Regions from separate parts of the Homo sapiens genome. Here region 1 is linked to region 2. The links are chromatin loops, found by intact Hi-C in ENCODE. Cell type or tissue: transverse colon. All regions are shown on one strand. Links, peaks and the distances in the headings refer to the core of each region. The heading gives the core; the rest is flanking DNA. Region 1 overlaps LINGO2 (leucine rich repeat and Ig domain containing 2). Region 2 overlaps LINGO2 (leucine rich repeat and Ig domain containing 2).

Region 1 (5,394 bases), core at 55-5,054, 61 kb before region 2:
CATATATAGTGGAAATGGAAAAGATTTCATTGCCATAGTCTAAATAACATTTTTTTACATCAATATAACTTTTCTTTAATGATGCCATCTACTATCCCTTAATGAATAAAATAAGTTTCTTCATTTTCCAGTGGTTCTGGCTTCCCAGTTCTGTGATTATGGAAATGGCTTCCTCTGAATTCTCTCCAAGTTTTTATAGATCCTGTCAGTTTGAGAATTCAGAAGGCTTTGTTTCAAGACAGCCACATCATTTATACTGCTCAGCCAGAATTCAGCTCGCAGTGAACCTAGCATGAGGTTCAGCTCAGCTCAATGTGTCAGAAGCAGTTTTTTGACACTAGAATTTAAAATCCTCAGAGTCCAGGTGTGGTTGACCCAATTACCTTCTGGCTTGGACTAAACTGTAATGTCCATCTACGGGGAAAAACGGGATCTTACAATGCCATTTTACATGTATGTATACAGTGATGTATACTTATATACAAATTTCTTTTAGTTTGAGCTTTGATTTGGTCATATCCAAAGAATTAGAAATCATACATCAGGGCAATGCAGCAAAACTGTGCCATAACACTATAAATAGTTAACAGAAAATTAAATTGTATGAAATGCAGGTCGCTATTATTATAAAATTAAAGAAAAATATTTAAAAATCACTTTATGCTTTCAAAAATCATAAACATAATGAACTTATAAAATTCACACCTATCAGTACAGTCTGTCTGGTAAACTGAAAACATCCCTATGGATTATGAAGCAATAACTTCTGAAGCCTACTCCTCCTCCCACAGAGATAAGAAATTTACCCTGTGTTGATTAAAAAAGGAACTTATGCAGGACAGAAGCCGTTCTCCATTTGTATATAATATAGACAAATGCCCCTTATTGGGATGTGTATTACATGGCTTTCATTATTTTAACCATAGTTTTGCTAGGTGAGTTATCCTAGAATTCTGTTTATGTTTGTAAATTTTTTCTCATCAGAGTACCTGAGTTATGAGAAGATTGGTAACTTTTTCTAATAAATTATTCATATAAGTTACAGAACTCCTAATCAGAAAAAGTAGAGCAAGGTGACCTTAGTAAAATTTTCAATGTTAGCTTATTTTTTACATTTATAAACGCTAACTGAAATGACAGTATATCACTGGTTATTTCCTTCTAACAAAATATAAATTGCCACTAAAGCCTTAGCCACATTGTATGACTAATTCAAGCCATCTGCCATGAGTCTACCAGATATTTTTATATTCTGAGTTAATGAGAACTGATAGACCATTTCATTCCTTTTTTCCTCAAAACTTGAGAGTAATAAACATCAATTGGAGATAAGAATTCTTTTTTTTTTAATGATGCAGGCTTCCCTGAACTGCAGCTTAGGAAATAGCAATACTGTGTTCTTTGGCTCATTTAGAGCTCAGCATTTTTATGAGTTAACACCAATATCTTATATAGCTGATCCTATCCTATCAGTGTTTTGAAATAGTTTTCTCTATAGATAACATGAGGGAAATTCAATATGATGGTGCCTTTTGTCACAAAGTGTACCTTAAATTTAAGTCTAGTAAGAAGTGATTAAAAACAGGTGCAATTTTTATTGCTTAGTCTCAAGAATCAGTTATTGTGCAATGTTGAATGTGGTTACATTCTTATGTGGTGGGCTTATATGCTTATCTCTATCAATTGCATGATCTTCCCATAGTACAGATTTTAGATCCACTTTTCTCCAGATCATGGTATGACAATGAATGGACTAAATGTTTATTGCTTCTGAGATGGTTTGGGAATAACATTTACATTAGGCACAAAGAGAAAAGTATAGCTGAGATCACTGTCTAGGGTTCTATGTTGTTACTTTATATTTAAAGGAAAAATAGCTCAGGTATGCTTGAAGGAATTAGATGGGGCCACTTGCTTATTGGAAACTGAGAAAGCAGCCCCCTGACCTTTAATAATGTCTCAGTTCTACTCTTCTTAAGGCACCATCTATTTATCCTCTGATAAAAGCGTTTGGACTTGTCAAAGGAGGATCACAGCCTACAAGTAGGTAATGGGAGAAAAATATAATTTAATTTCTTGTTTGACAACAATTCTAAGAAGAATCTGGAAGAAAGACAACTGAAAAATTAAGTTAACTCAGGCAGAGACCAATAAAAATCAATCACCTAAGATGTTGCATAATTGATACAGTGAGTGCTGAAGACTTACAGTTACTTAAGTAATCATATATGATCAGGAAACTGAAGTTCAGTCATTTGTAATTTCATATCCCTGTTGCTAACCATGAATTATTAACAAATACATTGTAACTACTTCTGAAATTTCTGACATGCTTGCTATCTTTAGATTATCAATTTGTGTAATTCCATAGGACACTAGAGTTTCCAGGGTGACAATGCTAGCCAATCTAAGCAAAGACCTAATCTTAAGGTCCTTACGTTGATGAAAAGGTATTAGAGCCAAGGAGTAATAGAATATTAAGACCCATTATAATTCTGCATAATGAAACCATAAGTTGTATATGAGCCCCAGTGGGTTGGATGTCATAGATAATTTTGCATAACATGGCTGTTTCTACTTTTGCATGTAGGAAGCAGTGCCATTTCATAAATGTATGCCACAGAGCAAGTGGCACTAGGCACTGGCAAGTTATAGCAGAAATTTTAAGGCCAGTAGCCTTCTTTTCTAATATTAAAAGTTTAGGTTACGCCACAGTCATTCTGGAAGTTCTCTATTACTCCTGGATTTATATTACATTAACCATCTGAGTCACTACTTGAGGTTCATAGGTCATCAGCCTTAAAATATAGATTAAGTTGGAGTCAAATGTACTAATTAGGTTCATTGTCTTTCTATTAACTTAGAGGCTATAAATTATGGGGGTTTTTTTTCTCTGCTTTTCCTAAGAATTTTCTTTCTCTTTTGTGTAAATCACACCAGTAGCTGAGAAATCAGCATCTTAGACCAACCTCAGGCAACCTCAAGCCTTTATCTTGCACCTTGGTGTGATTCTTCGGTACTTTTTCAGAAGTTAAGGAAGTCATACTATGTGCATCTTAATGCCTTCACAATTGTCCTTTCAGTTGATAGCTTCTATATGTTTACATTTGAGTAACCTAGGGCCCAGATATTTCAAATTACTCATTGAGGTTACCAAGTCATTTACAGCAAAGCAAGCAATACAGTCCAAGAAATTCTGACTTGTCCAATGAAAATGAATACCAATTCTGGCTCCGTTATTCACTATCTTCATGACAATGGAAATGTCTTAATTTTGAGTCAGGATTTTCTCATCTTTAAAATAGGGATAATAGTGTCTAAGAACTTTGCAAGTAGAAGGCTAGATATGAGATAATACAAATACAGTACCAGGCACATAGCAGGTACTCAATAAAAACTAATTATTTTTCCTTTCATTGGTGTTACTATGAAATTCTGACATCTGTGTCCACTTGCAATGTCTGGAATATCTTAGTGTTCTCAAATGAAAGTCAAGTTTTATGGATTCATTGTATATTTTTTGGTTTGACCTTACCATGAGGCTTGCAAATACTATCTTATAACCCATTACTTTAATAACAAGGGAACTCCCATTTTTAACACTGTTTGCATAAGCAATAAAAAAGAAAACTAATAAATACTAAGCCTTAACTTCCTCCTCCAGCCCACACATTTTAACTTATTGTTGTTTCTATTTATATCTTTTTTTTGTTTGTTTTTGAGACAGAGTCTTCCACTGTCGCCCAGGCTGGAGTGCAGTGGCACAATCTTGGCTCACTGCAACCTCCACCTACCAGCTTCAGGCAATTCTCCTGCCTCAGCCTCCCGAGGAGCTGGGATTACAGGTGCCCGCCACCACGCCCAGCTACTTTTTTGTATTTTTGGTAGAGATGGGGTTTCACTATATTGGCCAGGCTGGTCTCGATCTCCTGACCTGTGATCTGCCTGCCTGGCCTCCCAAAGTGCTGGGATTACAGGTGTGAGCCACCACACCCAGCCTCTATTTATATATTGTTGTACTGCCTATATCTTGAAAAGTTGTTGTAGTTACTATTTTGAATTGGTTCATCATTTAGTCATTCTACTTAGGATAAGAGTAGTTTACACACCACAGTTACAGTGTTATAATATTTTGTGTGTCTTGTGTACTTACTATTACCAGTGAGTTTTATACCCTCAGGTAATTATTTATTGCTCATTAATGTTCGTTTCTTCTGATTGAAGTACTCACTTTAACATATCTTGTAGGACAGGTCTCATGTTGATGAAATCCCTCAGCTTTTGTTTGTCTGGAAAAGCGTTTGTTTAACCTTTATGTTTGAAGGATATTTTTGCTGGATACACTATTATAAGGTAAAAGTGGCTTTCCTCCAGCATTTTAAATATGCCATGACCTTGTATTAGTCTGTTCTCATGCTGCTAATAAAGACATACCTGAGACTGGGTAATTTATAAAGGAAAGAGGTTTAATTGACTCACAGTTCCACATGGCTGGGGAGGCCTCACAATCATGGCAGAAGCAAAGGGGGAGCAAGATACATCTTACATGGCAGCAGCAAGAGAGAGTTTATGCAAGGGAACTGCCATTTCTAAAACCATCAGATCTCATGAGAATTATTTGCTGCTATGAGAACAGTATGGTGGAACTACCCCCATGATTCAATTATCTCCACCTGGCCCTGTCTTTGACATGTGGGGATTATTACAATTCAAGGTGAGATTTGGGTGGGGACACAGCCAAATCATATCACCACTCTCTCCTGGCATGTAAGGTTCCAACTGAAAACTCTGCTTCCAGACATATTGGAGCACCATTGTATGTTATTTGTTTCTTTTCTCTTGCTGTTTTTAGGATCTTTTCTTTATCCTTGATCTTTGGGAGTTTGATTATTAAATGCCTTGAGGTAGTCTTCTTTGGTTTAAATGTGCTTGGTGTTCTATAACCTTCGTGGATTTGGATACTGATATATTTCTTTTGGTTTGTGTTCTCTGTTATTATTTCCTTGAAAAAACATTCTACCCCTATGTCCTTGTCTACCTCCCCTTTAGGCTGAAAACTCAGATTTGCCCTTTTGAAACTATTTCCTACATCTTATAGGCATGCTTTATTGTTTTTCATTCTTTTTTATTTTGTCTCCTGATATGGTTTGGCTGTGTATTCACCCAAATCTCATCTTGAATTGCAGCTCTCATAATCCCCACGTGTTGTGGGAGGGACCTGGTGGGAGGTAACTGAATCACAGGGGCAGGTTTTTCCCATGCTGTTCTCGTGACAGTGAATAAGTCTCACAAGATCTGATGGTTTTAGAAAGAGTGGTTCCTCTGCACGTGCTTTCTTGCCTGCCACCATGTAAGACGTGCCTTTGCTACTCCTTCACCTTCTGCAATGATTCT
Region 2 (5,394 bases), core at 222-5,221:
AAAAATAAGAAGAAAATGTAAATCACTGCTTCTTTCTATATCCAGGACACTGAAAAGGATTTACATGACTTTTTATGAGACTTTTAAAACTTATTCTGGTGGTGGGTGCCTGTAATCCCAGCTACTCAGGAGGCTGAGACAGGAGAATTGCTTGAATCCAGGAGGTGGAGGTTGCAGTGAGCCGAGATCCCACAACTGCACTCCAGCCTGGGCAGCAAGAGCAAAACTCCTTCTCACCAAAAAGAAAAAAAAACCCAAAAAAACCTATTCTAATGACAATTTTTTTTTTTTGAGTTTTGTTTCTGAATGGATGGGTGGAAAATGGAGAAACCTAGAACTGGGAGAAAGACAATAAATGTGAGAAGCAATAAAACAGAGGAAAGCAGGCCTCTTAACATGTTGGAAGGCTGAGGTAGATATAAATTGTGAAATTCTCCATAGTTGGATATCTTAGGGTGTTTTATAATAATAATGTTTACTACTTAATTTTTAGTTATTATTTTATTTCGGTGATATAGTTTCCCACTTCTCACTCATTAACTTCCAATTTTCAGGGTCTGATACACACAGCAGCTTTCTGTTTTAGACAACATTTTCCACAGGGCTGAGATTCAAAGATAATTCATGACAACCACAAAAGGTAGAAAGGGAAGTAAGACATGGAGATTAATGCAGCAACGGATGTGGGAATTATTAGTTGAACATTAGTGTTTACTCCCACCTTATCTTCCAAAATCCTTACATATATTGAGAAGAGCACTTTCCCCAGTATTGGTGGATGTGTTCTTGAATCATTTCCTTTAGACATTGAGGAAAATATGACCACAGAAAGGTGGAAGACAAGGGCTATTCACAGTGTAGAATATACACCTATTTAAAATGGAACCTGTAAACCAAAAAGTATAAAACAAGTCTCAATTAATTTAGAAGTTTATTTTGCCAAAGCTAAGGGCATGTGCATAACACAGTCTCAGGAGATCCTGAGAACATGTTCCCAAGGTGGTTGGGCTACAGCTTGGTTTTATATGTTATAGAGAGACATAAACGTCAATCAATACATGGATGGTACATTGGCTCAGCCCTAAAAGGCAAGACAACTGGAAGCAATTGTGTAGGGATGGGGGTGTGGCTTCCAGGTGATTAAAAGATTTTCTAACTGGCAATTGGTTGAAAGAGTTTATCTAAAGACTAGAGTCAATAGAAGGAGGGAGTGTTTGGACTAAGATAAGAGGTTTTGGAGACCAAGGTTTTCATTCTGCAGGGGAAGCCTCCAGGTAGCCGGCTTCAGAGAGAATAGATTGTAAATGTTTCTTATCAGACGTTAAAAGATGCCAGGCTCTTAGTTAATTCTCTCCTGGATCAGGAAAAAGACCTAGAAAGGAAGAGAATTCTCTACAGAATGTAGATTTTCCCCACAAAAGACAGCTTTACAGGGTCATTTCAAAATATGTCAAAGAAACAAATTCGGGGGTGAAATACTTTGATTTCTCTCGGGGCCTGCTGTCTGTCATGTCGGTATATTATTGTAACAAAGCGTCTGCTTTGTCAGTCTTAAGTTCTCTGTTTTAAATGTTAGTGCTGGTCAATCATGCCTGAATTCCAAAGAGAAGTGGGGTGTAAGGAAGGCATGTCTGACCACCCATTTGCACCATGGCCTGAACTGGTGTTTCAGATTGACTTTGGAAAGCCCTTGGCCAAGAGGAGGGTCCATTTGGTTGGCTGGGAAGGCTTAGAACTTTATTTTTAGTTTACAGAGCCAAGCCAGAAATTCGCGACCGTTTATCAGAGATTTTACAGGATATCTTGAGACATTAGCAGAAACTTGAAGATTTTATCAGTTATGTATTAATGTGATTACCATGCTTATACTTCTTTATTCTGTCTCCTCTGCTAGATTCTAAACTCTCAGGACAGGGATAATACATATCTTATTTATCTTGGTAAATCTGGTCTCTAGTATACCTTAGGCCTTCAGTTAGAATTTATTTAGTGAACATTTGAACTATGTGATTCACTGATAAAGTATCTCCTAAGTGACCAGCATTCTTCATGTACCCTTACAGTAAGAATTACATTTACCCACATATTTACTTTTAATACACAAGTCTATTTCAATACTATTGAAGTAATCTTTAAGTTAAGTGAGGCCCAACAGAAAGTACTTGAAAACACACATATGTAAATATGGTGATACTGAGGGCTTTTAAGTCACTAAGTTAATGATTCTCAAGGTGTGGTCACTGGTCCAGCAGCTTCCTTATCTCCTTAGAATATGTTACTAAGGTAGATTCTCAAGCCACACCCCAGACCTATGATTCAGAAACTCTGCAGTGACCCAGTAATCTGTGTTTTAACAAGCCCTGCAGGTGTTTCAAATGAACAATCAAATTTGAGAACCCGTGCCTTTCTTGAAGAAGTGACTGTGAACAGATGATTTCATAATAGAAGACAGAAAAAATAAACTTGATTAATGCTTGCTAAGCATTGGGTACTTTTCCTGAGCTTTCTGTGTCCTCAAAGTTTGTGACTAACTTTATTTTCATTTTTATTTATTTATTTTTTGTTTGTTTGTTTGAGACAGAGTCTCGCTCTGTCGCCAGCCTGGAGTGCAATGGCATGATCTCGGCTTACTGCAACCTCCGCCTCCCGGGTTCAAGCAATTCTCCTGCCTCAGCCTCCCAAGTAGCTGGGACTACAGGCGTGTGCCACCATGCCCAGCTAATTTTTGTATTTTTAGTAGAGATGAGGTTTCACCATGTTGGCCAGGATGGTCTCCCATCTCTTGACCTTGTGATCCGCCTGCCTCGGCCTCCCAAAGTGCTGGGATTACAGGCGTGAGCCACCGCACCCAGCGTTTGTGACTATCTTTAAAACATCCAGGACTGTTTGGGTTAGTGATTGTAAAGTTTGATCTGTACTTGTAACTGTATACAGCCATCCCTTGTCATACAGGAGGGATTGTTCCAGGACACTGGAAGATACCAAAATCTACTCATACTCAAGTCCTTCAGCAGACCCTGTCAAACCCAAATATATGAAAAATTGGCCCTCTGTATATGAGGTTTCACATCCTGCAAATATCAAATTTTCAATCTGTGTTTGGTTGAAAAAAAAATCCATGTATAAGTGAACCTGCACAGTTCAAACCCAATTAATTGTTCAAGGATCAGCTGTAGTTATGTTTGTCTCAAGCTAATATTGATCTGTAGATTTTCTTGGATGAGTTTTTTATTTTTGTTTTATTTGCATAAGAAAATGGTCTAAATATCCTAAAATTAAATGCTTCTTGATATAGGTTTGATAACTGCTTGATATTGATAGCTAACTCAGTTATAAATCCCACACATAAAGTCCATAACCTTACTTTAAATTCATAGTATATATAGCGTTTTGGCCAAAAGAAAGATACTTTTATCTGGTCTGTGCTGTCTAAAGTGTTTATTCTCCCTCCTTTTGGTTATATGTTTTATTTTATCCTGTACATTTATGCTATCTGTTTGTATACACAAATGTATTTAGATCATAAAAATCAGGTTTCAAGAATTACACACATTGTATTGTAGCTAATGGGTTTCTGCCCTTTTATGCATTCATGTTTTAATGAGTTATTTTCTTGTTGTATGCTTTATCACAGGAAAGTCTGTTTTCTCTTGGAAAGTGAGAGTGGCATAAATTGTGACTTCTAAATTTTTTCTATGAGAAAACATGGAAACAATGAAGCCGATATGTCAGTATTCAAAAGTACAATTAAATGATAGTGACTATCATGTATACGTACCATTTTAATTAAAAAATCATGTGCTCTCTGATACATTTGCTCTATTTTGCAGAATCTAAAATGAAATTGTACTCACTATAACGTATTACTTGGTCATGAAAACTTTCAATGCTGAGTCCAGGAACACTAAAGCAGGTAAATAGCAAAATTATGCACATCTTGTTTCTTAAGTAGTGAATATGTAATAAGCATTATAAAACAACAAGTATTATCAGATTATCACAAAAAAGGGAGACTTTAATTTTGGAGGAAATATGGGATGTAAGGACCTGACAAATCTACAACTATTTAGACTCATGTATGTATACCCAATATTCTTTCTCTATTTTGATTAAAGGTATTTTAAAGCGTTCTTTATACTATCTATACATTGGAGATTTTAAGTACACATTCACATTTTAAGGGTTTGAATCCTTGAACAAAGATGCCTATATAATATTGTATAACGTAAAGTATTATAAAATATGGTTGACATATCATGCAACAGTACTAATTTCATTGAGTATGATTTAAGGAGCATTAAGGTTAGTATTTCAATAAACCTACTGGAAACCTTGCTTTTGCCTTAGTTTCCCTTAAAAGACTAGCTAAACCATGATTTGCTAGAATATAAAATTCTATTTCACTGAACAGGCATTTATACAAATAGACATGTGGATAATAAAATCATTAATAATTACTACATCACATGTTATAATAATGGAATTATTATGATGATAACAGAGATTTTCATCCTGTTAGGAACATATGTTTGAGATTGTCTACCTCAAAATGAGGATTTTATTGAACAGATCATTTAGTTTGGAGTACCTGAAAGAAAAAGATAATTATTGTCTAGATCAGTTGAAACTGAGTGTAAACTGTACAGAGGAAATACCTCAAAATATAATGTTAATTAACTAACTTTCAACACCGCCACCATAAAGAATGTGGCTGGTTATTGTGCCAGAAGGAAATGAGAGATGTGAAAGATCTAGCACCAACAATTAAAAGTCACACACATAACTTCTGCACAACATTCACTAGATTCCACACAATCTCAAGAAGGCCAGGAGGTGATGTCATGAATCCAAAAGTCAGGAAGTAGGACATATCTTTTATGATTATCACAAAATAGTTGAGATGATTTGATTTAAAATATACTGCATGGTCTAAGCATGAAATATATTTAAGGAACACCTTATACAGGCTGTCGTTTTGTAGACTAGCCAAGACTGAGGTAATAAGGAGAAGCATCAGTGATTACTAATGAAGACACATGATGTCAATGAAGACTATATGTGAGGAGAAAATAAATAATGGTTAAAGCATGAGCCTTGAATAAAATTCCATAAGGGTTACTTGTCCAGTTAGTGGATGTAGATTTCCACTTTATCTGTTTCTCCTATGGGCAACTGTCACATATCTTCCAGGGTGAGCAGCAAACAATAATTTATTATTCTATAATGGCTGATTCTCCATAATAATACAGAAGAGTTGCCTGCCAGAGTATAAAAAAGAAGACAGAACAGCTTACCAGGCATGGAGAGAGAGAATATGTAAATGACTAGATGAGTGGAGGCAAGGTTATTTAGGCTGAAAAAAAAGGAACAAACCCAACAAAGGCAAAAAAGAAA

Evidence for each region. A loop is a pair of places that touch in the nucleus more often than their neighbours do. Peaks named below come from ENCODE experiments on the same cell type or tissue, not always from the same donor. Only the 100,000 strongest peaks of a DNase experiment are listed, where the experiment ranks them.
Region 1: it touches region 2 in a loop (5-fold over the local background); 6 of 110 quality-filtered maps call a loop at or near these places.

Annotation. Positions count from the first base shown.
Region 1 is chr9:28,972,732-28,978,125 of GRCh38, reverse strand. All of the region lies in intron 1 of LINGO2 (leucine rich repeat and Ig domain containing 2), which reads left to right. Among named protein-coding and RNA genes, the nearest start is that of MIR873, 86 kb to the right of the region's middle. In transverse colon, for the core only: no CTCF peak of the experiment used is centred there; no DNase peak of the experiment used is centred there.
Region 2 is chr9:28,912,311-28,917,704 of GRCh38, reverse strand. The region is part of intron 2 of LINGO2 (leucine rich repeat and Ig domain containing 2); the gene reads left to right. Among named protein-coding and RNA genes, the nearest start is that of MIR873, 26 kb to the right of the region's middle. In transverse colon, for the core only: no CTCF peak of the experiment used is centred there; DNase peaks (open chromatin) are centred at 1,134, 2,274 and 2,844; H3K27ac peaks cover 2,686 bases.